Linked DNA regions of Homo sapiens: regions 1, 2, 3, 5, 6 and 7 are each linked to region 4. A link is a loop called in an ENCODE intact Hi-C map of the cell type or tissue named here. Cell type or tissue: heart right ventricle. All regions are shown on one strand.

Region 1 (4,000 bases), 190 kb before region 4:
AATGTGTACTTCATGGAAAGGATATCTAAGTGATGTGAGGTGATATGAAAATGTGTTCAAATGTAGGCGCTATCAAGAAATGCGAAATGAAATAACACAATACGGCCACTCACTCACCAAAAAAAAACTAAAGTAAAAAAAAAAAAAGACCCATGTTAGCGAGGTTATAAAGCAACTGGGACCTTTATACACTGTTGACGGGAATATAAATCATTAACCACTTGGGAAGTTATTTGGCATTATCTGCTAAAGCTAAATAAGCCTACCCTGTGACCCAGCAATTCTAAATTTGTATCAAACACAAATAAGTGCTCATAGCTCCCAAAAGATATGCACAAAAATGTTTCTAACAGCATTATTCATAATGGCCAAAAACCATAAACAACTTGAACACCATTAATAAATAACTTGTGACATATTCATATTAAGAAAAATACTGTGAACCAGTGAAAAACAAGAATGAATTACAAAAGTGTACTGTTGAGCACAAGAAGCCAGAAACCAGAGTATATATTACATAATTCCATTAACATAAAACTCAAAAACAAGCAAAAAAAATCTATGGTGATAGAAGTCAGAATAGTTAACAAGGAAGTGATTATTCACATGGTGGGGGGGGGCAATGGGAGCCTATCAGAATGCTAGAAATGTACTATATCTTGATCTGCTTGATGGTTTATACAAACTCATACAAATGTAAAAATCTGGCTATGGCCAGGGGTGAAGCAAGGTAGCAGAATAGAAGCCTACACCATTCAAGCTCTCCCACACCATGCTGGAACAGCAAATTTTAAAAACTATCTGCAAAGAGAAAAGCACTCTCACAAGAACCAAAACTCAGGTAAGCAATCACAGTACCTGGTTTTAACTTCATATCTTGAAAAAAAGGCATTGAGGAAGACAGGAGAGACAGTCTTGAATCATGGATGCCACCCCTATTTCCTATTCCCTGGCAATGGCCATGAGGTAGAGAGAGAGAATATACTTCAGGGAGGGAAAGCGCAGAGACTCAGTGCTGCCCTGTCACAGCAGAGAATGAAGCCCTGCTGGGCTCAGCCAGTGGCCATGCTTGGAGGGGCATTTGACTAGCTCTAGCCAAAGGGGAGTCACCCATCCCAGCAAGTCAGAACGAGTTTCCCAGCAAGCATCACCACTGCAGGCTGAAGTGCTCTGGGGTCCTAGGTAAACCTGAATGGCAGTCAAGTTGGGTTCTAACAAGGACTCCAATTCCTAGGCAACTCCTAGTGCTTAGAGCCAGTGAACTAGGGTTGCTCATGACCTAGGGAGGCATCAGCTGTCCATCCCCCAACCCAGGCAGTGCAGCTCACAGGAACCAGACTGACTCCTTCCTTCTGCTTAAGAACAGAAGAGCAAAGAGTAAAGAGGACTTTGTCTTGCATCTTTTTTTTTTTTTTTTTTTTTTTGAGACGGAGTCTCACTTTGTCGCCTGGGCTGGAGTACAGTGGTGCCATCTCAGCTCACTGCCAACCTCTGCCTCCCAAGTTCAAGCAATTCTCCTGTCTCAGCCTCCCGAGTAGCTGGGACCACAGGCACGTGCCACCTCACCCAGCTAATTTTTGTATTTGTAGTAGAGACAGGGTTTCACCATGTTGGCCAGGCTGGTCTCAAACTCCTGACCTCAGGTGATCTGCCCACCTTGGCCTCCCAAAGTGCTGAGATTACAGGCGTAAGCCACCATGCCCAGCCCCGACATTGTCTTGCATCTTGGATACTAGCTCAGCCACACTAGAACAGAGCACCAGGCAGAGCCATGAGGCCCCCATTCCAGGCCCTAGCTCCCCAATGATATTTCTAGACACACTCTGGGCCAAAAGGGAACCGGCTGCCTTGAAGAGAAGGATCCAGTCCTGGCAGGACTCATCACCTGCTGACTAAAGAGTTCTTGGGCAATGAATTGCCACTGGGCACCAGCAATACCCAGGGAGTATGCTGTGGGCCTTGAGGTCTGAGACTACTTGCTTCAAAGGAGACCCAGCACATTCCCAGTTGTGGTGGCCACTGTGAAAGACTCCTTCTGTCTGAGAAAAGCAGAGGGAAAAGTAAAGGGAACTTTGTCTTGCTTTCAGGTATCACAGTGGGACAGAACAAAAGGCAGGCTTTTCAGATCCCCAAGTCCAGCCTCTTGGACACCATTTCTGGACCGGCTCTGGGCCAGAGGGGGGCCCACTGCCTGAAGGGTGAGTCCGAGGCCTGGCAGCACTCACCACAAGCTGATGAAAGAGCTCTTGGGCTTTAAGTGAACACTGGTGGTGTGGCCTGGCAGAACTGCTCATGGAACAGTCATGGTGCTGGCCACAGAGAGACGCTCCTCCTCTGCATGTGGAAAGGGGAGAGAAGAGCGGGAAGAACTTTTTGTATTGTGGTTTGAATGCCAGCACAGACGTAGTAAAAATAAAACATCAGGTAGATTGCTAAGGTTTTTAACTAGAATCGCAGGCTACCAGACAGCATCTCTGGACACACCCGGGGCCTGGGGAAACTCACCACCCTGAAGGGAAGGGCCTTGGGCAAGGCCCAGTGCTGTGCTGGCTTCAGGTCTGACCCAGCACAGTCCCAGTGATGGTGGCCACAGGGGTGCTTGTATCACCAAATCCCCAGAGTTCCAGGTGGCTCGATACAGAAAGAAAGACCCAATATGTTTGGAAGAAAGTAAAGTAAAAGAATAAGAGTTTTTGCCTGGTAATCCAGAGAAAACTTTTGGATCTTATCCAAGACCACCAAGACAATACCTATATAAGACTGCAAAAACCACTGTGTTATTGGCCTTTGAACCCAAGTCCCTTCAAATACCTGGAATGCTTTCCCAAGAAAGACAGGTACAAACAAGCCCAGACTGCAAAGTCTACAATAAATACCTAACTCTTCAATGTCCAGACACCGAAAACATCTAAAAGCATCAACACTATCCAAAAAACCTGACCTCACCAAATGAACTAAATAAGGCACTGGGGATCAATCCTAGAGAAACAGAGACACATGACATTTCAGACACAGAATTCAAAATAGCTATTTTGGGCCAAGCACGGTGGCTCACACCTGTAATCCCAGCACCATGGGAGGCCGAGGTGGGTGGATTACTTGAGGTCAGGAGCTCGAGACCAGCCTGGCCAACATGGTGAAACCCCATCTCTACTAAAAATATAAAAATTAGCCAGGGGTGGTGGTGGGTGCCTGTAATCCCAGCTACTCAGCAGGCTGACATGGAAGAATCACAGAACCTGGGAGGCAGAGGTTGCAGTGAGCCAAGATCGTGTCACTGCACTCTAGCCTGGGCAACAGAGCGAGACTTTGTCTCAAAAAAAAGCTATTTTGGCCAGGTGCAGTGGCTCATGCCTGTAATCCCAGCACTTTGGGAGGCCAAGCAGGCAGATCACTTGAGGTCAAAGACCAGCCTGGCCAACATGGTGAAACCCTATCTCTATTTTTAAAAAAATACAAAAATTAGCCAGGCATGATGGTGCACGCCTGTAATCCCAGCTACTCAGAAGGTTGAGGCAAGAGAATGGCTTGAACTTAGGAGGCGGAGGTTGCAGTGAGCTGAGATCGTGCCACTGCACTCTAGCCTGGGTGACAGAGTGACAGTCCATCTTAAAAAACAATAGCTACTTTGAGGAAACTCAAAGAAATTCAAGATAACACAGAGAAGGAATTTGGGATTCTATAAGATAAATTTCACAGATTAAAATAATTAAAAACGGGGCCAGGCGTAGTGGCTCATGCCTGTAATCCCAACACTTTGGGAGGCCAAGGCAGGCGGATCATCTGACGTCAGGAGTTCGAGACCAGCCTGGCCAACACTGTAAAACCCCATCTCTATTAAAAATACAAAAATTAGCCAGGCGTGGTATGCACCTGTAGTCCCAGCTACTCAGGAGGCTGAAGCAGGAGAATCGCTTGAACCTGTGAGATGGAGGCTGCAGTGAGCCGAGATCACACCACTGCACTCCAACCTGGGTGACAGAGTGTGACTCCATCTCAA
Region 2 (4,000 bases), 220 kb before region 4:
GATTAATAATAATAACAAAAAATAACTCTTATTTATAAAAAGCTTATTCTGTGCCTAGCACTGGGCTAAGCATATTACATATATTACCCCTCATTTAATCCTTACACCAATCTAAAGCAGATTCTACAATCCCCACTTAAATTAGTAAACTAATGTTTGGAGAAGTTAATTAACTTACTCATAGTGACAAAATTAATAAGTAATAGAACCAGAATATGTACCTGGCTGTCTGATAAGAGAGCTAGTATACTTTACTACTCCAAGTACTGAATAGTTATATAAGTACTGAAGAGCTCTTCCCATTCATCATACCTATAATTCTGATACCTATTGACACATGTTAATGGTGATCATTACAAAATGTATAGAAATCACTGTATCTGCATTTTTAAAAACTGTTCTGTGAGCGACCAATTTGTGTTCAAAATATTTATTAAAAATGGGGGAGGGAACTAAATATTATCTTTAATAAGCAAACTAAAAACACTACAAAGAGTTTATTAAACCAGCTAGAGATATCCTTTCTATGGAGACACAATTTATATATTCAGTAGCAATAGTCAAAATACTTTAAAATTGGGACAGCATGGGCATCAACCAATCAGAACAAACACTGGCTATAAAATACAGTATGCCCACACCAGTTTGCCCCTACAGACTGAAGACTAGCACCATCAAAGGTGAATCATGCAATATAACTTCTTACTCTCCCATGAATGCCAGGAGGGCCAAAGTAAAAGATCTTTTAAAGAAGAATGAATGGCTAAAGGTAATTCTCCTTTCAGACCCTAGAACTGGATTATGCAGACACGTAAGGGCCTAGTTATAGTAATTAGAGGAAGCAAGCTAATTAAAAGCTTTTGACACCTGAAGCAGGGGTAGCAGGCCAAAGCAGCAAGCTTTCACAACAAGCTCTGAAGCCCAGAAGCCTTGAAGCTGCCGGAGCAAGGCTGGAGCAGGCAGAAGCGGTGAGCCACCAGGAAACTGTTGACAGGCAACACCCAGGGCGTAAGTTAAAGGTTTTCCTGAAAGCAAAAAGGAAAACCCAGCGTTAAGTTAAGCAGTAACTAACACAATTGAGTTGTAGAGAGAAGGTTCGTAACTCACTGAGCTGCTGAATTTCAATTATATCTTGCTCACTGTTTCCCATGATTTATGCATTTCTTATAAGAGTTACATAAATGATGCGTTTATTTTCATGTTTTTTTTTAAGAAAGAGCATAACTGATAGAAATGCTCCTATCAAATATTCATGCAGAGGTGAGCCTACCCACTGGGCCTATATATCTATTGACAAATTCCTGGTAGAAGACAAAACATCTTGGAGGAAATGATTATCTCTCTAGGGTCTCTTCATTTCTAAACCTACTAGTTCATAAACACTACAGGGTATGTAAGCCCAGCAGAGATATTTTCATCAGGAATGAATAAGCAGTAAAGCTCATAATCCAGCCAATACTACCTTTCTATACAAAATCAATTCTGTCTTGAAATAACAGAGTTAATTACCAGCAACCTGTTGCTTTTATTTTACATATTTTAATCAGTACACACATACAGCAAGAACACACCAAAAAAAAATTTAAAAAGACACCTCACACTAAATCTCAAATATTATCAGTCATGCGTCAAGTGCTCTGACTTGATCCTGGAGGTTTAAATGGCACTGACCTGTGACCAGGCAGGACTTGACAGACTGCTGGACTGCTCTCTGCTGCCACCAACTCCCCAGCCCTGTACCCCATTCTTTAATTCTTCCAAGTATCAGGACAGTAGAGCAAATTTGGCTGTCCTTAAGTAACTGCCTTACATATCCTAATGAGCAACTACAAGTAATTTTTCAAATCCCTTTTTTTCTTCAGTCTCTTTAATGAAAAAAAGTCATGTTATATATATATATATATATATATATATATACACACACACACACACATACATATATGGATATATATAAAATAAGGTTATATATAAGGAAATATATATTATGTAAGGAATAATATATATAAGAATATATATATACTTTGTCTTTTTATTATTGCTTTTTATTTCCATAGCTCAATCTCAGCTGAACCCTCAAATCTACCTGCAGTCCTAACATTAATTCTATCACTCTCAACAGAACTTTACTAATCTTCCAAAATGTCCTGTGCCACCCTGCCACCACAAACTATCCCATTCCTGTCCTATCTACTCTTCACCAGCAATTAATGACCTGGTTGCCTACTTTATAGATAACAGACCTTTTACATTCCCTCATGCCAACTCTAAATGTTTTTGCGCTTCATACCTCTTTTCCTTTTGAACCCTACCACTTTTCAGGGCTAACAGTATCATTTGACATCTTGATCCCAAACCCTCTCCTTCCTTCCCTTCCTGTCCTTATTCCATTAAAAATTTCTTTCCTGCTTTCAATCCCCCTTTCTCCTGGATATCAATTGAAAAACTTTTCCAAGACCATTCCCCATCCAAGAACAAAAATATGAACAAAAACGTCACCCCCATTTTACCTTTTCCTCAAGGAACTGATACCACATCCCTTTCCACAACACATTTCTCCAAAAAGCACATTTTGAAAGAGTAGTACATGCTTGCTTTTTCCACTTGCTCATCATTTGTTTGCTTCTCAACCTCTTTCAAACACCTATTTCAATCTAATTTCTATTTCACTCTACTAGACTGAAACTATTCTCTCAAAGTTCAATAACAACTGTCTAATTTCCAAATAAATTGTTCTCAATTCTCATCTGCTTTACCCTTTCTTCATTACTGGACACTGCTGACAATTAATATACTTCTCTAATCTTTCTTTTGCTGTAACCTGTTAAATATTGTTCCCCAAGGATCTCTACTCCACCTTTTTTACATCTCCTCTCCTTCCTGACTTATATTATCTATTCCAAAGCCTCAGTTAATACCAATATGCTGGCAACTCCTAAATCCCTATCTCTTACTATCTATACCCTTATTTGTAGTTGCCTACTGGTCATCTCTCTAGCATGTTCAGCAAATGTCTTAAATTTAAGAAGTCAACAATCTGTATACCAAACTCACTCAAGTTGCAAATCTCATCATCTATAAATTACATACCTTTAACTTATCACTAACATCCAAAGTTGACTTTTTTGAATGTTTCTCCCACCCACCCTCCCTTCCCACTACCCCTGGCCTAGTTCAAGACCTCATTATTTCAACAGAAAAATAATAGGCTTTTTTTTTTTTTTACCACATTACTATATGCTATACATTATGCTAACTGCTGAGAACACAAAGCTGAATAAAAAGTTTGTTGGGCTCAGAAAACAATACTCCAAAATGAAGGACTCAGCTGCATTAGACACAGAAGTTTTTCTTTGACCTTCTCCTGCTCTGTCTCTCAGTCCCATTCTCCCCCAAGGTAAGCCATAGAAACTAGAATCCCTCTTCTCTAGGTCACAGAAACTAGAACTCCCTTTCCTCAAAGCCAGCCATAAAACCTAAAAATATTACTCTAGTTTTCCCTCAGCCTTTTGGTATAAAAACTGGCTACAAAGAAATTATTGCCAGCCATGGTGGCTCATGCTTATAATCTCAGCACTTTGGGAGGCTGCAGAGGGAAGATTACTTGAGCCCAGGAGTTTGAGACCAGCCAGAGCAACATAGGAAGACCCTATCTCTACCAAAAAAAAAAAAAAAAAAAAAAAAAAATTAATTAGTCAGGGATAGTGGTGCATGCCTGTGATCCCAGCTACTTGGGAGGCTGAGATGGGAGCTTGGTCAAGACTGCAGTGAGCTGTGATTGCACCACTGCACTCCAGCCTGGGTGACAGAATGAGACCTTGTCTTTAAAAAAATAGCTGGGCACGGTGGCTCATGCCTGTAATCCCAGCACTTTGGGAGGCCAAGGAAGGCGGATCACTTAAAGTTAGGAGTTTGAGACCAGCCTGGCCAACTTGATGAAACCCCATCTCTACTGAAAATACAAAAAAATTAGGCAGGCACCTGTAGTCCCAGCTACTCGTGT
Region 3 (4,000 bases), 800 kb before region 4:
CCTGCGCCCATTCACCTGGGCACAGGTACACAGAGTTTGTCCTGCCTGCTGGCACATGCACTGCCAGGACCCAAGGAGTCCCTGTGGTGACGAGGGCTGGGCAGGCACGGTCTTCCAGGCTGCCAGGGCAGGGGTTCTGGGAGATTCCATTTCACAATCCATCTATCCCACTGAGACAAAGGGAAGGGCCAGATGGCAGGGAAGCGAGTGGCAAAATGGCTTGAGAGACAGAGTAGGTGTAGAAGAGAACTAGCACGGTAAATACAAAAAAAGAGAAAAAAAAAACAGAAAACAAAAACCCTAAGTAACAGAATAACCCTAAAATGATGCTACTTCATACTATGTTCACATATTTAATGTAACCCACAGCCAAGTATTGCCAATAAGAGGCCCCATGGGCCTCCTTTAATAAGCACATCATTTGCATATTAGCACATTGTTTGCAAACAGCTGGTGTCTGCCTAAAGTGCTTGGAACATTTTGTTCTCTTAAACAGGTCCCCTGTAATTTTTGTTCATATCATGATTTGCTTTAGCAAACTTCTTTCACAGATGGAGTAAGGATAACTTTTGGCCAGTCCATATTCATAGAATCTTTACGTCTGAATTAATGATGCCCCTGCCCTGCAAATGGCTGAAGCACAGACCACCAGGGTCCCTTCTAGCCCAAAAGTCACTATAGCTCCAGAGGCCCAGAGTTGACTTTGGCTCCCCAACGCCCCCGTCCTGCCTGCCTTCCAGATCACATGCTGCCACGAGGTCTCTCGTGCTCCACCGGGCGCGTGTGTGACCTTTAGCAAGTCGGCCCACACAGGAGCTCACCACTGTTTTAAACAAGAGCCAGGAAGTGTAAGTTGATTTCCTTTTTTAAAATCTGTACTTATACATCCTCATGTGTCCCACCCTCCACCCCCAGCAAGTGTCACTCACACTTCCAGCACAAAAGGGGAAATGTACATGTCCCGTGGGCAGGTTGACAGTTCCCCAGAGACCCCGGGGTGGTGGGGTGGGCAGTGGTTCCTCCAGACACACACACCTTGGTCCATAGTCTCCCTCTGTGTCCCTAGCTCCTGGACTCTCCCAGCTCCTGTACCTCTGACAGCAAAGGAGTGGGTGGCAAGCCCCAAGGAGCATGGGGCACAGAGCTGGGGGTTTTGTTCTTAAGAAGTCAGGCAAATTTTACATTCCCTTCCATATCAGACTCACTGGCTTTCAGTTAAAATTGGGCTTAAATAGGTTCTCCACGAATCTCCAAATGCAGAGACTTCAGGAAGAGGTGCCTGGAGCACGCCCTGGCATCCACCACATACCCTACAAGATACCCACACTACATTGGAGAAGCAGGAATCTAAGCCCTCCAGGCAGTAAGGCTTGTTTCAGAGGCAATAACAAATGATGCCAGGAGGCCACCGCGGCACCTCTGGAAGCCAGAAGCCTGCCTTCTTCCTGCCTGGCGCAGACCTGAGCTCCTCCCCTATTTCTATATCTGCAAGGGACTCTGGGCCCCATGACAGGAGCCCATGTATGCAGGCAGGGTTGACCAACTAGCACCAGGTAGGTGAGGGTCAAGAAAAATGTGCTCCTCCCTGGGGCCAGGGCCCAGAGACTCTATAGATCCCATCTTCCCCTGGTAGCACCCTTGGAGCTCAGCATGGCAGAGTGTGCCTTCTGAACTCATGGGTTGCAATTCCAAGTGGCACAGCTTCTGCTCGCCTCCTCTGGGAAGGCCTAGATCAGAGAACACAGCCAAGCTGGCTTCAGCCTTCTCTTGGCTCCTGGGTCTGGCCTGGAGCCGGCAGGTTTCCATACCAGATGGGTGGGGGGCCTTGCCTGAGCAGCCCTGGAGAGGCCACCAGGGCATCCCTGAGGCTGCTAATCGGAAGACACTTTGCTCACAGTCAACATGTGGTTCCCCGATGGTTTTGTGCCCCAACTACCAGAAAGCCCTGCTCCCAGCCAGGGACCAGGAACCCGGCCGGCCCCCTGGGCTCTCCGGTGGGGAGGCCCCGGCAGAAATAAGGCTGTGCTTGGCAGCACTCTAACAGCACTGGCCGCCAGGGGGCAGCAGGCCTCCGCAGGTGGTAGGTCCAGGCTGGTGCTTCCTAGGGGGCTCCCAGAGGCAGGGCTCATCTGGTAGGGTCCCCTCAGCAGCCAGGGACCCCCTCCAGCTCTACACCTGACCCACCTCTAAGACTGGGCATTTCTCTTCTAGTAGGTGACCCTCTCTACAAAAAGCAGTGCAAACACCACCTCCAAGCCCTGAAGTTAGGAAAATGACTAGAAACTCTCATCTCCTCTTCTACAAAGTGTCTTGTAGTGCAGTTCAGGAGGGTCAGTCAGGTGTAAGTGAAGGAAAAGTTAGGAACGAGAAAGGAAGCACAGGAGGAGGAAAGGAGGCCCAGGCGGGGGCCAGGGAGGGCGTGGGCAGCTCAGGCGAGTGGGGCATCCTGGGACATCTCGGTCAGGATGTCGACGAGGTTATTGAGCCCCGAGAGGTAGCCATCCTCCCGGTTCCCCTCCTGCCAGGGGACGTCATGCTGCAGGGTCTGGCCCTCAGGCAGGGGCGTGGTTTTCCCAAAGTCGATCATCCACACTTTGGCCTGTTCCTTCTTGTCGTGGATGAAGAGGAGGGAGCTGCCAATGACCTGAGGAGAACATGGGGGTGAAGGGTGAGCTGAAGCCCGGGCCTCGCCCTCCCCACTGCGGCCCGGGGCCTGGGTGACCAGGTGGGGAGGCTCGCTCAGGCCGGACAGTTGGGTGCCTGCAATTCCAATCCCCATTTTCAGACAGGCAGCAGAGCCGGCCCAAGAATGGCCATGCCTGGGCAGAGGGCATCGGGTTCCAGGGTCGGCGACCACCCTTCTGTGTGGGCAGCAGCAGGCACCCCTTCACCCCCTGACTCTGGCCTGCACACTTTCCACTCCTTCCCTCCCTCTTTCTTTCCTTCCTTCCTGCCTTCCTTCTTTTCCTTCCTTTCTTCCCTTCCTTCCTTCCTTCCAGACAGGGTCTTACTCTGTCGCCCCAGCTGGAGTGCAGTGGTGCAACCTCAGCTTACTGTAGCCTTGATCTCCTAGGCTCAAGCGATCCTCCCACCACAGCCTCCCGAGTAGTTGGGACTACAGGCATGCACCACGATGCCCGGCTAACTTTTTGTTTTTTATTTTTGTAGAGACAGGGTTTCACTATGTTACCCAGGCTGGTCCCAAACTCCTAAGCTCAAGCCATTCTCCTGCCTTGGCCTCGGAAAGTGCTGAGATTACGGGCATGAATCACACTGCACCTGGGCAAACTTTCCACTCTTTCTAGACCACAACCCAATCTGGGGCCTCGCCCTTCCGCCTCCTAGAACCTGACTCCTCCCAAACACTCTGCAGGGAACCACAGTGAAGGGGAAGGTGCCCAGGAGCGTCCAAACTATCCCGGGGCGGGGGTGGTGAAGAACCTGTTTCAAATGCACACAGCACCCCCACCCCAGCAGCACAACCCCTGCAGATTCAGCGTGGGCAGACCCTATAGGGCCTTCCCAGCCTGGCCCAGGGATAGTGGGCACCAAAGAGCCTGCCCCTCCTGGGTGAGCTCAGAGCCTCTGCATGGGAGCGAGGCGCTTTCCCAAATATGGCCACACATACCCCTGCATCACCTCAGTGGGGCCAGAGGAAGGCCGGGGGCACAGAAAGGGCTCAGGTGACATTCCAGCTTCCAGCAGTGCAGGGCAGGTGGGGCCCCTGGCGAGGCTGAGCCCAAAAAAGGGGCTTCCTCTTCGCAGGTGGAAAACAACAGACCCAAGCTGATTTGGCCTCTTTCTAGACCTTAAGGGAGACCCCAAAAAGTGTAGAACAAAATGCTTTTCCAAGAAATAAAAGCAGAAGTGTTGAAGAAGGGTGGGAACGGCTTTGAGACAGAGCTCTGTGGCCTTAAGTTCTCCCAGGCTTGGCCCCTGGGGTCAGGCAGCCAGGCAGCACCCCCATCGTCCAGAGAGGCAGCTGGGGCAAAGGGGGCTC
Region 4 (4,000 bases):
ACAGGTGCCCGCCACCACGCCCAGCTAATTTTTCTATTTTTAGTAGAGACGGGGTTTCACTATATTGGCCAGGCTGGTCGCGAACTCCTGACCTCAGGAGATCCACCCACCTTGGCCTCCCAAAGTGCTGGGATTATAGGCGTGAGCCACCGTGACCGGCCAGTAAAAGTAATTTTCTAACAGGTGAAGGAGATGAGTGGGTCTGTGTTCCTCAGAATGGGGACACTGGCTGGGTGGCTAGAGAGTGGCCCACTGAGGCAGGGCTGCCCCCAATAGGCAGTCTAGGTCCTTGCTCATCTGGCTGGCAACTCTCCCTGCAGTAGTGGGGATGTACCCAGACTAGGAGGATTGGTGAGAGCCCCAGACTCGGGATGTGGAGGGCTGGTTTCTGACTGTGACAGTTATGATGGTCCCCGGAGAGGGTAGGGGAAGAGGGAGAAGGCTGTGAGTTAACAGTGAAACACCCTGTAGCAATGGCCCAATGAATGAGGGATTGGCAGTGCCAAGTTCCTAAAGGAGCATTAACTGTGCTGGGGGCACGGATGCAGGCTCCCACAGAGGTGGAATGAACTGCCCTGGCAAGTCTAGGACCCGTGGAGCCCCACTGAGACTCCATCACCTTAACTCCAAAAACAGGAAAATGTTTGTAAATCAAATCCGCTCTGTTTTCTTTATTTCTCCAGATTTGTTTTCTTCTTGGACTCATTATCTTTATGGAAACTAGGTCGAATTGGATTCTTTTCTATTTCTATCAGCCATGTATAGCCCCATTAGCTTTCTAATACTGTTAGAGAGTCTTTCAATTATGTTAAAAATGGAGCCAAATTTGCCATTCTTAAAAACGTTTAAGCTTCCATGCAAGTTCCCTTGACCTGGTTTTCTTTTGTCCCCTTGGGACACGGAATTCCTGTTAATGATACCTTATGACACTGCAGAAGACAGGAAGACATTGATGTCAAAGGGCAGCTGACCCTTGAAACCAACAGACTGGAGAAGAGCCATTTTTCCCTTTCCCAGGTCACAAATGATGTGGGAGAGAAGTTGCCAAACACTGCCCTTGTGTGTTTTTTAAACATCAATTTAGGAAAGTATAGACACAAGGAAGAGAAAATTCAATACTAATTCAAAGAAATGTATTTAATTTGAATGTTGGATAAACAATAGCTCTGTCATGAGGTAATAATAAATTATATATTTCGACATCCAAATTTCGAAAACTTAGCCAGGTGTGAGGATGTGTGCCCATTGTCCCAGCTACTCCAAGGCTGAGGTGGGAGGATCGCTTGAGCCCAGGAGTTTGAGGCTGCAGTAAGCTGTGATCACACCACTGCACTCCAGCCTGAGTGACAGAGCAAGACTCTGTTGAAAGAAGGAAACAGAGAGCGAGAGAAGGAGGAGAAAGAAAAGAAAGAAAAGAAAGGAAGAAAGAAAGAGAAGAAAGAAAAGAAAGAAAAGAAAGAAAAGAAAGGAAGAAAGAAAGAGAAGAAAGAAAAGAAAGAAAAGAAAGGAAAGAAAGAAAGAAAGAGAGAGAGAAAGAAAGAAAGAAAGAAAGAAAGAAAGAAAGAAAGAAAAAGAGAAAGAAAGAAAGAGAAAGAGGAGGGGAGGGGAGGGGGGAGGGGAGAAAAAGAGAGGCCAAAAGCTGTGCTAAGGAGTCTCAGAACAACACCCCCAACCCATCCAAGCATTCTTAGGCTTAAATGATAATTATCCCAGATCTGGAGGTAACAGGGCAACCTGAAACCAATGCTCCTGTTTATAACATTCACCCCCAATCTGACTTGCCACAGTCTTAGGACTAAGGTCCTAGACCCAAATCTACGGTGTTGGGGTTGACGAAGACCATCTGATGGTTCTATTAAACCAACTTAGACCTTTCTGATCTTATTTAAAATGGGGGACGAGACCGTGCCTCTACCCCTAAATCGTTATGTCTATTACTGTGCTACCATCTAATGGCGAAGTGTATTAAAACACAAATGAAACCTACTCCAAGGAACACTGACTACCGTTAAATTTTTTTTCCTATGGCCAATAGTTATATCTCTCTATCTCTCCAGATAAGGCACCAAATTTTCTCCATCATTCATAAAAAATGCCCCCAGATTAAGATTTCTGGCAGGGAAAAAGTAATAAAGTCTAATTTACGCAGAAAAAAATTATGTAACATTAGGGAGGACAGAGGGATTTTTCTAAAACACTCTCAAAGTGTACAACATAAGACAAAACATTATTTTAAGATAGATATTGTTTAACTTTCTCATATATGAGAAGTTACTAATGGCAGAAATATTAACGCAGTATAGTTTGTGCAGAATGCATTACCGTCTTACAGAGAGGATAAAAATGAAGCCATCACCCTCTACAGAGACTATTCACCACCCTAAAAATAAAGTCTCATAGCAAAAATAAAGTTTGACTGTTACGTGATAAAAAAGATAGCGGATTACCAACATTTTTCCCTCTGCTCCTGCTGGCTAAGATTTCAGATTCCTATTACAACTTATTTGGGAATTTTCCTCCCAGGGCTAAATGTTAGAAGTGGGGATCATTTAGGGAAATGTAGTAGGCAATGAAAACAAAGAATTCTCCTCCCCACCCCTAAGCTCTTCCTTTTCTCTAAAAGGGCACAGGACATATATATTGGGGATTTTCTACTTCCTGAGCAGTTGCATTAATGTCACCAATAACTCAAACTTTAAATCACATCAGGAGACAGCCAGGTCCCCAAGAACTCCTGGGACACAGCCAGCTGGTCCACAGTGCATCGAGGCTTGCTGCAGAGCCCCCACAGAGTGGTCCCGTATGGGCTGGGAGGGTGACATGGACAGGTGACAACCAGACACTCAATCAGTTGGTAGGGCACAGCTGCCATGGGAACAGAGAGTGAGATGGGTAGGCAGAATTAGGACACCCCAAAACATGGCTTCGAACACCAGTTGTGCTGTGAAATTTTGAGACACGTATTAGTACACTTAAAAAAAATCTAGAGATGCAAATTTCAAGTTGATTTCCAACCAGGGCGTGGACAGGGTCACTATAAGAGCAGAGAATATAGCTTCTGGGTTGGGATACACACTGATGTGCCCCTTCCCAAACAGTGCCTCTCTTTCCCACAACTACTGGAGCACGGAGTAATGGAAATCGTGTACTGCTAAGTTATAAGCATATGTAAAAACACAAAACTGGGCCAGGCACAGTGGCTGGTGCCTGTACTTTCAGCACTTTGGGAGGCTGAGGTGGGAGGATTGCTTGAGCCCAAGGGTTTGAGACCAGTCGCTACTGAGGCAGCTGAGGCAGGAGGATCCCTTGAGCCCAGGAATTCTAGGCTGCAGTGAGTTATGATCAAGCCACTGCACTCCAGCCTGGGTGACAGACAGCAAACTTCTCTTCGAAAAACAAACTAACAAAAAAAAAAACAACTCACAGAACTGTACAAAACACCACATCTGTTCCCCTCTTGACCTTTATTTTCACCCCAGCCCACAGGTAAGATACAACCACCAGTCCTGTCTCCTAAATCAGTGGTTCTTAAACTGTTGTTCCCAATCAGCAGCATCAGCGTCCCCTGGGAGCTTGTTAGACATGCAAAGCCTGAGCCAGGTGCGGTGGCTCACACCTGTAATCCCAGCACTTTGGGAGGCCAAGGTGCATGCATCACCTAAGGTCAGGAGTTCGAGACCAGCCTGACCAACATGGTGAAACCCTGTCTCTACTAAAAATACAAAAATTAGCTGGGCGTGCTGGCACAGCTTGTAATCCCAGCTACTTGGGAGCTGAGGGAGGAGAATTGCTTGAACCTGGAAGGCAGGGGTTGCAGTGAGCCGAAATCGTGCCACTACACTCCAGCCTGGGCAACAAGAGTGAAACTCCATCTCAAAAAAAAAAAAAAAAGAAAAGAAAAAAGAAATGCAAAGCCTCAGGCCTCATCCCATTATTACTGAATCAGAAACTCTGGGGGTGGGTTCCACAAATTTGCATTTTAACAAGTTCTCTGGGTGAT
Region 5 (4,000 bases), 380 kb before region 4:
TTGAATGAATGATAAATAATTGAGAGTAGAAACACTTGGAAAAGAAGGTTCCCCTAGAAATTAACTTCATAGATTTGTTTTTAGCTCAACAGAACTCTGGGCATGTGGCTTCAATCTCTAAGGGCACAAATTGTTTTCTCAAGTTGGGGATATTTTCCTATTGATAATTAATGTAGAATACTATCAGCAATGTATGATATGTTGCATATGTTAAAAACAGTCAACTTCTGTTCAATGTGGAGAATTTAAAACATCTGGCAAGTGTATGGGAAGAATAGGCTAGCAGGCTGGGAAACACTATCGTGCCCTCCATTGGTGCCCACCTACGGCCTTCCTGGGTGGTGGGCATGGAAAGGTATTCTGGTAACCACAAAGCCACCACCAGGCCATAAACTTTCAGCTACTGGATTTGGGAGGAGTAGGGAGAAGAAGGGTGAAGGCATTAGGGGTCTTGGAGCAGCAACCACTTACCAACTGCTAGGATACTCAATATTTAAAAAACTGGGCCACTGAACTAAAGCTTACCAGCTGAATATCAGCTCTGTACATGTGATGTGGCTGATTTCATGAAACTAGTATGCCTTGTGAAGTTGGAGAGCCAGGCCTGTATCCCAACTCAAGTCCAAATTCAGCACTATTTTTGTCCTACCAGAGGCATCTCCACAGCAGAGTAATTTACTCAAAGTAATTTAATAATCAAGGAGGCTAAGTTATATTATTTCCTTTCCTGATAGTAAATTTTGACCAGGAAAAGAAAAAGTAGAAGAAAATGGGACTCAAGACACATTTTGGCCCAGTTTACAATTTTATTCAGGGACAGCCATGGAGAAAGTAATCAGTTTAGATTATAAATATGAAATATGACTCTGAGTTGGGAATATGGCAGAAATGTCTTTTAGTTTCTAAAAATCTCCTCCTCCTAGTTTTCATAAGATTATACACATTGCAAGAATTAGGTGTCCATGGAGAGGGGCTTTAGTTAAAATGGAACTGAGAAGCAAAGCAGAATTGATACATTTTATACCAGTAAGAACTTAAAACTGACTGAAATGTCATCTCAAGAAGTTTTAAGGTATCTAAGTAGGGGACTTTCTATGTGTAAGAAACTGAGCCATCTTAAGAAAATTGTAAAGTTTCTGACCTGTTGCAAAAGGCTTTATTTAGCCCCACAGCTTGACAGAAAGACACAAAATGCGAAGTTCCTGTGTGAAAGGTAATGCTGTGTATATGTGAATAGCTGATATAACGGCTTTGTATTATCTGGGTTTGATTATTTCAAAAACTCTTTAAAAATGGGAAAGGCCAAGTATTTGCTGTTTGCAATAGCACTGGTTGAAATTTTACAGCAGGTCTGCTCTTTGAGCTGTTTAAACACATGCTGACAGAAGTTGGGCATACTGTCTTCTACTTTCTCGCATTAAAATTAGAAAATACTGCCTTAAGCCATTTTGTCAGTATATGGACTAATGGAAGGTTATATCATGAAATCAGTGAACCTAAAAAGCAGGGCTTTCTCTAGTCCCAGAGCTGGTTGTTAAAACATTTACCAGCATGTTTGCTGATCCTATGAAAATGTGGTATTATGACAGTGGGATATTGGAGAAAGGAAAAATACACTATCAATTTAATTTGCAACTACACAAATTAGTAACTCTTTTCTTGAGGCTTTTAACACACACCTCTTGGCTCCTCTGTCAAGTCTTATTCTCCTAACTAGTTTTTCTCCAACAATAAAAATGAAAGAGAATATGGATATGGACAAATTTAAAAGTGATTTTCTTTGCTGAATGAGGTAAAAGGTGGTTATTCAGAAATAGAAAATATTTAATTTAAATGAAAATATTTAATTGTAATAAAGTAGAATAATGAAATTTACCATACTAGCTTTTTAGAACTATATACTCTTAAATAAAAATCAATTTCAGAGTTTAAACAAAATCAAGTAATTTTTCCTATAAAAAATATTAAAAATAAGTGAAAATACTGAAATATTTTGAGATGGTATTAGGCATATTAAAAAGTTGAACTATGCCATTTATAGTGATAGTCATATCTTTAATTTTAAAAACCTATGAATATAATAATTAAAATTTAAAAATTACCACTTTACTTTCAAAGTGTGTTTCTTTTAAAGACAAAGGACAAAGCTTGGTAAAGGTGAATAAACTCAGGGCAAAAACCATTTCAAATATAAAAAAAAATGTCCAGGCCTTTTAAATGAAACTAATGCTAATAACATTAATAGATTTAAGTATTTCATTTCTCGGTTACCGCCAGTGTAAACAATATCTCAAAAGTGTTACACCACAAATCACTTATTTTCTTTATTCAAGTTTTAATTATCGCCAACCAGACTGGAATTTTCAGGAAGTTACTAATTTTAACCACAATTAAATGCCTACCAATGCATTTATAATTAATGGCTTATTCTATCCACTAAAAAGCAATTAATTCTATTAAACTTTCAGAATATTCAATGAATACATGCTGGCATTTAAAGACAGCCTATGATTCAGTTTAATTATGAATTGGCAATGACTCTGATATAGTATAGCAGCAAAGCAACTGATTAATACCATTAGTTATTTTATTACAAAGTATTTTAAAACCTTAAAAACAAACATAATCATTATTAATATTTTAGCCATGGAAGTTAAAATATTCTTTTTGTCATTTTTTATGTGCTAAAATACTATAGCATTAAGTATAATAATGCAGCAAAAGCTAATAAACATACATAAGTAGCAGAGATATTATAAATTCAATATAAGAAATATCTTTAAGTAAATGCAATTTTTTTTTGTTAGCTAATTTTCTTTTCCTAAGTAAACATACTTTAAGGTGTTACTCTGACGAACAGTCATTAGAAACATCTACTATATTTCAGTATCATTTTACTTAATGCTCTGTTAAAAAAAAAAAGAGGAAAAGCTGAATATTAGTGGTACTGTCCATACTGCAAAACATTTTAATGCAAAATGTTCATAATGGTCCCTGAAGCTGTTAGGATTTTTCTACTAAAAGATCCTCAAATGTATTTTTACAGTAGTACATTTAAAAAGGTCCCCCCGCCGCCCAGGATCACAGAACTGGTTTTTAGATGACCCACTTATCAAGAATTCCTCAAATTATGGACAGCATGGTTTTCCTATAAATAATAAAAATAACTAAAACCACTCATCTTGAATATGTATCAACAGGCCTTTTCTACTGCCTAAATAATTACAGATTTGCACAAGTAACAACCCCTCTCATAAGAAACCTTGCTTCAAAGTAAAAAACACCAAGATGTGATATGGATTATATATGGTCAACCTACTAAAAACTAGCTTGCATCTAACAAGTTGTTTGTTATTGGTAAACATAAACTGTAAGTTAAAAAGTCCCAGTTTCTTTTCTTTTCTTTTCTTTTTTTTTTTTGAGACAAGGTCTTTCTCTCTTGCCCTGGGATGTAGGGCAGTGGCACAATCACGGGTCACTACAGCCTTGAATTCTTGAGCCGAACTGATCCTCCTACCTCAGCCTCTAGAGTAGCTGTGAACACAGGCATGTGCCACTATGCCTGGCTAATTTTTAAAAAATTTTTTTGTAGAGGCAGGGTCTCCCTATGTTGCCCAGGATGGTCTCAAACCCTGGGCTCAAGCGATTCTCCCGCCTTGGCCTCCCAAAGTGCTGGGATTACAGGCGTGAGCTACCATGCCTGGCCAAAATCCAGTTTCTATCAATTTTCTTTATCCTCTAGCTAGAAGTATTTTGAAAACAAAGTAGAAGGTAATTTAATATTTTGTATTGAGAACAAGTATAAACTCAAATCTTTTAGTGATATATTTATTTCTGTTAATTGAACTTATGATACAAAAACAGTATTACAGAAGTACTATATCATTTGGAAAACAGTAAATACATTTTATTGCGCTAGAACAAATCCTAACAAATGACTAAAGGTTGTGACCAGTAAGGGTAAGCTTACTAGTTATACATAATGCACCTTGTTTCCCTT
Region 6 (4,000 bases), 200 kb before region 4:
GATCTCAGACTGCTGTGCTAGCAGTGAGCGAGGCTCCATGGGCGTGGGACCCTCCGAGCCAGGTGCGGGATATGATGTCCTGGTGTGCCATGTGCTCAGTTGGAAATGCAGAAATCACCTGTCTTCTGCGTCACTCACGCTGGGAGCTGCAGACTGGAGCTGTTCCTATTCGGCCATCTTAGAACCGCTATTTTTTTATTTTTATTTTTATTTTAGTAGAGATGTTACAGAATTTCACCACGTTGGCCAGGATGGTCTCAATCTCCTGACCTTGTGATCCGCCCACCTTGGCCTCCCAAAGTGCTAGGATTACAGGCATGAGCCACCACGCCCGGCCTCTATTTCTTTTCTTAATGGACTATCTAGGACCTCCAGTAACATATAAAGCTGTAATAGTGTTAACCATCTTTGTCCTGTTCCTGATCTTAGACAGAATGCATCTAAAGTTTCTCCATAAAAGGTTTGCTTTAGGTTATTGGCATAAATCCTTTATCAAGTTAAGGATATTCCCCTTTATTCCTATTTTCTGAGTTCTTGTAACATATACCTATCAAAGTTATGTTTTTCCTTTATTGAAATAATCATGTGATTTTCCTCCCAAGACCCCAACAATTTTTAAATATCCTATTAACCCTTTCAAAGAGCCATTTTGGGCCAGGCACGGTGGCTCACGCCTGTAATCACAGAATTTTGGAGGCTGAGGTGGGCAGATCACCTGAGGTCAGGAGTTTGAGATCAGCCTGGTCAACATGGTGAAACCCCATCTCTACTAAAAATACAAAAATTAGCCAGGCGTGGTGGCGGACCCCTGTAATCCCAGCTACTCAGGAGGCTGAGGCAGGAGAATCACTTGAACCTAGGAGGTGGAAGTTGCAGTTAGCCGAGATCACACTGCTGCACTCCTGCCTGGGTGACAGGACGAGACTCTGTCTCAATTTTAAATAAATAAATACATAAATAAGCTAGAAAAGAATGTGTAGTCTCTGCAGCATGTAGAATTCTCTATTTATCTTTTAGGTTCAGCAAGATAACATGTCCTTAAAATATTTTTTTATGTTGTTCAAGTGGCAACAGTGGTGGAGGTGGGTTCCAGGAACCAGGTATTAGGACTGGACATGGCATCTTCAGGCTCAGGGTATCTGCGGTTTCAGTAAATCCAGGATCCAGAGCCCAAAGAGTGGGTCTGGCCACCTTTTCTGCCTTACGGTGCTGACTAATACCCCAATTTCACACCCTGCAGATAAACTGTTGAGTCTCCATAATGCCAACATGAGCTATGCAAATTAACTAGTGGAAACTTTCCTGGATAGATCCAAGCTGCCTCAGAGAGTACAGTTTGTTAAGAAAATGGGTCTGCCCAAAAAATGCTGATCCAGGAACAGTGGCCAAAATGTCTAACAATTAAAAAGACATCATCAACAGAGTTCATGTAGCTCTTCCTGAACATCTGGGGCCATGAAAACCATTTCTGACCAGGTGTACATTTAGACCAATAAGAACACCAATGTGGAGATGTCTGCTGAAAACTGCTCATCTATTGTGCAGTGTGGAGATGGCTGTATGTAGGCTTTCCTTCTCAAACCTAGAATTTCTGAACCAAGAAAAGCCTGTTCTCTCTCAGGTAGCCTCTATGACTCCCACGTAGCCTGAAGACCCTATTCTATCCACCACGTGAGCACCATTTCAATATGGCTCTCAGCTCCCATGTGACGGAGGCAGACAGACATTCCCAAGTTCAAAATTTGTAAGCCTCACTACACGCCTTCCTACAAAGATGACAAGCACTACAGCAATGGTTATCACAGCAGGCTTGCCCAACCCGTGGCCCACAGGCCGCATGTGGCCCAGAACGGCTTTGAATATGACCCAACACAAATACGTAAACTTTCTTAAAACAGTATGAGATTTTGTGATTTTTTTTTTTTTTTAGCTCATTAGCTATCGTTAGTGTTAGTGTATTTTATCTGTGGCCCAAGACAATTCTTTTTCCAATGTGGCCCAAGGAAGCCAAAAGATTGGACACCTCTGTTTTACAGTAAACCTTCAAGTGTAGAGATCATGGCTGATATTTACAAGAATGGTCCAGCAGATGGAGCCTTCTCTGTGTATGCTGATTTCCAGCAATCAAAGTCTGAAGGGTCCAACATGACACCAAAGAAATGAGGAGAACCTACACCATCTGCAGCCTGGTCTGGGAGAATGAAGACTGCCACCCCCTACTGGCTGACTGTCAATTCCTAGAAAACTGACTAGGGTGACAATGCCTTCTTCGAATTCTCTCAGAAAAAGGCCACTATGGAATCAAATCAGAAATCCTGGTTAGAAATCTCACACACTGATCAGTACTAGAAAAAGTTTTAGTATGTAGTCTGTCCAGCCAGTCCTGCAAAAGTTTTTTCTTAAATATGGCGAGTTGAGTATTTTTTTAAATATGGCAAGTTGAATATAGCAAGTGGGGATGGGTGAGAAGTCCTTTTATTCTTTTAGTTCAGATATAATTCAAGAGTTTAGACAATGGCTAATGTGCTTCAGGGCCTGAAGAACTGGACTAAACCAAACTTTTGTGTATACTATTTGAATTATGTTTTGGGGGTTAGATAGAGTTCCCTAACAAAGGAAATAACTCCAAACCTGGCTACCTCTCAGCCTCCTTGAGGGCTGATTTTCACCGCTGACAAGGCAAAGTGAACCCTTTTAATTTCCTAATAAGGACTTTCACACAGACTAGCATTCTACGCAATGCTTGCTGCTCCAACTCCTACTCCAACCAACCTCCCAACCAGAGCATCTCCAGAGAGTAAAACTCTGTGAGAACCTAAATGGTTTGATTTCAGGTTTTCCAAAAGAATTGCTAGTGGAATTCCTAACAAGGAGGATTTAAATTCCCATATATAATCAGTATCTCTTGGCAAGTACTTTCTTTCTAGATTTGGAATAAGTTAACAGGAGAGATGGTAAGTAGCTTTTTAAATGAAGAAAGCCACTTTCTCCTGGGGTCCCTGAATCAGCTGAGTCTTCCTGTGTTGTATATATATCCTCTCTGTTCTTTTCTGTAGCATAATTCTTTTAATAGAAGCTTTATTTTCTATGTACCTCAGGTGATTCTGTGAATGAACATTTCTAACACTTGTTAGAGCTGCAACTCTGCTAGTTGCAGACTATATATCCCAACAGACTAGCCTAAAACAAAACTGGGTGGTCCCTACTGGATATAGATTTGACTGAATGACAGACTGACCTCTAATCCCTTGGGGAAACTAATTTGGGAGAAACCAGCTTTTGCTGTTTTTAAAAATCACTACTTTACCAATCATCTTAACGTGGAATTGGAATAACTGTGCCATTAAAAGTTTCTCCCTTCAAAAAAAACAAATACCTCTATGTCTTGATTTTTTATCTGCTTATCAATTTATGATATAGGAATATTAAAAGTGCTAATCTTAAACTATTCAAAGTTTTTGTATTTCCTCATACAAGTTCCATCTATCAAGTGTTAGTGTATATATTTTAAAAATAATTTGTAAGACATATGTTCCATAATTATTAAACCTTTTTAAATTATCTTATACCATTTATAATTGATCATAACATACCTACATACAACTACAAAACAAATTATGTTTATACAATGATAAAGTGAACAATATATAACTAAAACTCAGATCAAGAAATAGAACATGCAATAACACAGAACCCTGCCCCTACAGCCCTACCCGATCACAACCCCCACCTTTCCAATGGAGTTAACCATGATCCCGACTTTTGTGACAGAGGCATATCATATAAGGCCGGGCACAGTGGCTCATGCCTGTAATCCCAGCACTTTGGGAGACCGAGGTGTGAGACGAGCCTGGGCAACATGGCAAAACTCCACCTCTACAAAAAATACAAAAGTTAGCCAGTTGTGGTGACACATGCCTGTGGTACCAGCTACTCAGGAAGCTGAGGTATGAGGATCAACTGAGCTCAAGAGGTCGAGGCTACAGTGAGCTGTAATTGT
Region 7 (4,000 bases), 81 kb before region 4:
TTTCCATCTCCCCAAGCTTTCTAACCTCTTCCTCAGAACTCCGCAAGACAGCTGGAGTACCTCTGGCCTTACTGCAGGTCACCATCATGTTCAATTTTTAGGGAGCAATCCCAGCACATCCTGGGACTGGCTCAGATGTCCTTGCTAGTATGTGAAACTCCTCATCGTAGGAGGATGCTCTTATATCAATGAACTCTCACCTACCCAGCCTTAGATGCTACCCTCTCTAGCCCACCTCCCTCAAGATCCACCTGTCTGTACACCTTCTCATTTCCTGCCGGTTCATATTAGCCAGCTCTTGAGGCAATGAAGGGAGCCAGGCATGGGTCCTAAAAAGGACACTCACCATTTTGTGAGGCAACAGCCTCAGGCGAGGTTTTTGAAGGGTCTTTTGGAGAGGAGAGGCTCCTCTCCGCCAGTGTGAGATAGTGAGCTACTTCTGCTAACCTCGACAGTTCAGGAGGGCCCGGGGCCTCAAGATTCTCTGGTTCATCCACTCCAATGCCCCCTTTCTATGTCCCAGAGTGTAACCCTGGGAGACCCATCAAAGTTGTGCAATCATTATCCGTTGTAGCACTGCTGTCCTGGGCCCCAGTTACAGAAGACAAGAGCCCTTTAAAATGCCTCCATGAAGGCATGTCTTAAGACAGCATGCCTTGAGTTGATAGTTGACTAACCTGAGCCTATCATTTTCTTTTTCAAGGTTTCTAATTCTGTTAACAAGACCCAGCCAACTCCACATTCATATAATACACATTGTTACCAGGCTGTTCAAGGACCATTACTATGACATAATACAACGCTTCAGCATTCACCGGCGTCTCACCTTCGTCCATCACTGGGTGAATTCTTAGGGATTAGGATGCTGCTGTAAACCGGTAGTAATTAACCACTTAACACCAGTCACGGGTTCTTATCTGTGATAAGGACTGTTAAAGGACCCTGAAAGTTTCCTTTTTAGGGTCACTTCGGTACAACTGTCTTAGCCTGAGTTTCCTTAACAAGTAGATTCCATGGCTGGGTGCGGTGGCTCACACCTGTAATCCTAGCACTTTGGGAGGCCGAGGCGGGTGGATCACCTGAGGTCAGGTGTTCGAGACCAGCCTGGCCAACAGGGCGAAACCCTGTCTTTACTAAAAATACACAAAAATTAGCCAGGCATGGTGGTGTGTGCCTGTAATCCCAGCTACTCGGGAGGCTGAGGCAAAAGAATCACTTGAACCCAGGAGGTGGAGGTTGCAGTGAGCTGAGATTGTGCCACTGCACTCCAGCCTGGGCGACAGAGCAGGACTCCATCTCAAAAAAAAAAAAAAAAGATTCCATGATAAGGGTTTGTATGCAAGTAATTTATTTTGGGAAGTGATCCAGAAGAATAGGAATGAGGGAGTAGAAGAGTAAAACAGGAGAGAAAGCAATCCAAGGGCCTGCTATTAAGCTGGCCATTATCATGTGCAACTGGGGCTCCATCCCTCTGGGAACGCTCTATGGTCATGTAAATTGTGACCATCTCCCACTGGTCAAGCGTTGCCCCAGGAAATGAAACTCCCTGCCAGGTTTGCACAGCCACTGTGTGACAGTGGCTGAACAGTTCCTATAGCCAGCCAATAGGGCAGGAAGTGAGATCAGTGGAGAAAAATGTGATACAGCTGAGGTAAGCTGCTGCCGGCCTCACCTGCACTTCATTGCTGGTGAAGTTCTTAGTGATTAGGATACTGCTGTAAGCTAGCCCCACCTGTCCCCACTGACACCAGCCACATCAATGGCTAGAGTAAAAAGGTGAGCTGAGCGGATGGAAGATGCCGTACAAGATGTGTCTGATAAGTTGCCTCTCACAGAACATTGCCTGATATTATTCTCTTTGCCCAAACCTTCTATTTCATTTATCCGTCATTCTGATTCGCCTCTGGACACAGTCTCAACAGGGAATCTTCCTCTATCTGTAAAGATTAACCCAACAACACTCTTATTATCTAATAGCACTATTCATCCAGTTCCTCTGCAATTTCCTTTGTGAATTATCAGATGACTCTTTCCTTATGTTGTGTCTTACATTATTTAACTTATAAATTACAGTAAATTGATAACGTTTTCTTAGGTCAGGTCCCCTGAGACAGACTCTGAGACAGATTTGCCTGCTGGAGGTTTACTGGGGTGTGTCTTATGAGTCAGCACTAATGGGCATGGAAGGAGATAGGATTGAAAAGAGGGAAGAGCTGAACTGGGGAGCAGCTGGAACAAAGCCAGGCTGCAGTCAGAGGGGAGCTCTGGATAGCCCATCTTGTCCCACCTTGGTGCAAAGGGGGATGGGCCTTTATACTGCCTCCCTCAGTCAGTGGCTGGAGACTGACCCCAGGCAGGGAATGTCCTTGGGCGAGGGACTGAGAACATTTCCTGGAGAGTGACTCAGCTGAAAGCCCTTCGGCCAACACTTCCGACAGCTGGGGAAATGGTATCTCAGTCCTGCAGGGAAGTTCTGGGCAGTGCATAGTATTAACTACAGTCCACCCTTTTCCGCTGCTTGGATTTTTTTTTTTTTTTGTAAATTAGTCTTTGCAAATAGTTCCTCCAAGATTCTGACTGGTTCTTTTTCTGGGAAATTTAAGGAGAGGATTGGCAGGAAAAACCACAGCTCTGTCACTACAGCAATGGATCCTGAGAGGCCAGCTGATTATCTCACTCTTCTACCCGTTCTAGAGTCCCTTCACCCTTGGCTATCATCTCTGTTGGTTTCGGTGGCTTAGCTGCTGGGGTGACCTAGACCCTCATCTTTGATGGGTCTGAGACCCTGGTTGTCACGTCCTTCTCAGGCTGCAACCATGGCACTTGGCAATTTGCCATCAAAATTGGTAAAGGGAGTACAAGGAGATTCTCCTGGAGATGTCCCGGGTGCCAAATATTATATACCTTTCCTGGCACTATTGTATATCAGCAGTTTTACTTCCTCTTAGTGATCAGAGTCAATGACCCCTGCTGAATCCCCAATATGACACATTCCCAGAATGGTGACTCCTTTTTTCTTGTCTCTTATAACAAGAAACCTAAAGTAATTAGGCAGTAGCTATAAAATTTAATGGGACTGGCCGGGCGCAGTGGGTCACGCTTGTTATCTCAGCACTTTGGGAGGCCGAGGCAGGCAGATCACTTGAGGTTAGGAGCTCGAGACCAGCCTGGCCAACTTGGTGAAACCCCATCTCAACTAAAAACACAAAAAATTAGCTGGGCATGGTGGTGCGCACCTGTAATCCCAGCTACCTGGGAGGCTGAGGCAGGAGAATCGCTTGAACTTGGGAGGTAGAGGTTGCAGTGAGCCCAGATTGTACCACTGCACTCCATCCTGGGCAAAAGAGGGAAACTTTGTCTCAAAAAAAAATTAAGTTAATGGGACTACTGCTGTGTCCCCTAGTGTGTTTTCCTTTAGAATATAAAACCTGTAAACCCACAGAGTACAAAGCTGCAAGGACAGAAATCACACATTCCTAATAGTCACTGACAGTGATGATAAGCACAGCCACTTCTATTTTCACCCTGTTTCCTAGACCCAAGTATTCTTCCCAATGGGGATGCAACACCATAGAGTGGTAGCTGATTTAGGACATGTCCTGCAATCTGGAAAATGATGCCCCAACTTCTTAGGTTGGCATCTCCAAGCGTAAGCTTCTGTGGCTCCCTTACAAAGACCATTTTATCCCCTCAGCAGGCTGGCAGGGTCTGGGTGGTAGAACCAGTTGATCTCCCCACCACGTGTCTACTTTTACTCTCCTTTGCTGTAAAGTGGGCTCCTTGAATTAATAGAATGTCACACGGCATTCCATATTTCTGGATAAAAACTGTAATTATTCAGAAGGTGGTGCTGGCTGACACACTGTGGGTAGGAAAAGCAAACCTACATCCATATGTATCCATTTTTATCGAGATTAACTACTGCCCCTTCCAGTGTAGAAAGGATCCAATGTAATTAATACCAAATGGTTAATTGGTCGGCTGGTACACAGGGTTAGTT

The links. Hi-C counts contacts between places; a loop is a spot of excess contacts. Peaks named below come from ENCODE experiments on the same cell type or tissue, not always from the same donor. Only the 100,000 strongest peaks of a DNase experiment are listed, where the experiment ranks them.
Region 1: a loop joins it to region 4, with 4 times the contacts of the local background. A loop is called at or near these places in 66 of 110 quality-filtered maps.
Region 2: a loop joins it to region 4, with 5 times the contacts of the local background. A loop is called at or near these places in 65 of 110 quality-filtered maps.
Region 3: it touches region 4 in a loop (4-fold over the local background); 40 of 110 quality-filtered maps call a loop at or near these places.
Region 5: a loop joins it to region 4, with 3.0 times the contacts of the local background. A loop is called at or near these places in 4 of 110 quality-filtered maps.
Region 6: a loop joins it to region 4, with 6 times the contacts of the local background. A loop is called at or near these places in 67 of 110 quality-filtered maps.
Region 7: a loop joins it to region 4, with 3 times the contacts of the local background. A loop is called at or near these places in 26 of 110 quality-filtered maps.

What each region holds. Positions count from the first base shown.
Region 1 is chr1:227,243,884-227,247,883 of GRCh38, forward strand. All of the region lies in intron 2 of CDC42BPA (CDC42 binding protein kinase alpha), which reads right to left. Among named protein-coding and RNA genes, the nearest start is that of CDC42BPA, 73 kb to the right of the region's middle. In heart right ventricle, a CTCF peak has its summit at 2,318; a DNase peak (open chromatin) is centred at 2,212; H3K4me3 peaks cover 407 bases; H3K27ac peaks cover 2,438 bases.
Region 2 is chr1:227,218,396-227,222,395 of GRCh38, forward strand. All of the region lies in intron 2 of CDC42BPA (CDC42 binding protein kinase alpha), which reads right to left. Among named protein-coding and RNA genes, the nearest start is that of CDC42BPA, 98 kb to the right of the region's middle. In heart right ventricle, a CTCF peak has its summit at 1,727; no DNase peak of the experiment used is centred here; H3K27ac peaks cover 1,196 bases.
Region 3 is chr1:226,632,243-226,636,242 of GRCh38, forward strand. ITPKB (inositol-trisphosphate 3-kinase B) reads right to left here. Exons shown (of 8, transcript NM_002221.4): 8 at 1-2,644. The coding sequence ends at 2,429. Among named protein-coding and RNA genes, the nearest start is that of ITPKB-IT1, 41 kb to the right of the region's middle. RefSeq lists enhancers at 666-815, 2,922-3,705. In heart right ventricle, CTCF peaks have their summits at 2,056 (motif pointing right) and 2,255; a DNase peak (open chromatin) is centred at 2,059; H3K27ac peaks cover 1,978 bases.
Region 4 is chr1:227,435,940-227,439,939 of GRCh38, forward strand. No RefSeq gene overlaps it. Among named protein-coding and RNA genes, the nearest start is that of LINC01641, 44 kb to the left of the region's middle. In heart right ventricle, a CTCF peak has its summit at 1,956 (motif pointing left); no DNase peak of the experiment used is centred here; H3K4me3 peaks cover 557 bases; H3K27ac peaks cover 3,332 bases.
Region 5 is chr1:227,052,985-227,056,984 of GRCh38, forward strand. The region is part of intron 21 of CDC42BPA (CDC42 binding protein kinase alpha); the gene reads right to left. Among named protein-coding and RNA genes, the nearest start is that of COQ8A, 110 kb to the left of the region's middle. In heart right ventricle, no CTCF peak of the experiment used is centred here; no DNase peak of the experiment used is centred here.
Region 6 is chr1:227,233,000-227,236,999 of GRCh38, forward strand. All of the region lies in intron 2 of CDC42BPA (CDC42 binding protein kinase alpha), which reads right to left. It also overlaps the pseudogene LOC100418874. Among named protein-coding and RNA genes, the nearest start is that of CDC42BPA, 83 kb to the right of the region's middle. In heart right ventricle, CTCF peaks have their summits at 2,108 (motif pointing right) and 2,308; no DNase peak of the experiment used is centred here.
Region 7 is chr1:227,355,176-227,359,175 of GRCh38, forward strand. No RefSeq gene overlaps it. Among named protein-coding and RNA genes, the nearest start is that of LINC01641, 36 kb to the right of the region's middle. RefSeq lists enhancers at 795-1,480, 1,481-2,164. In heart right ventricle, no CTCF peak of the experiment used is centred here; a DNase peak (open chromatin) is centred at 2,376; H3K27ac peaks cover 2,210 bases.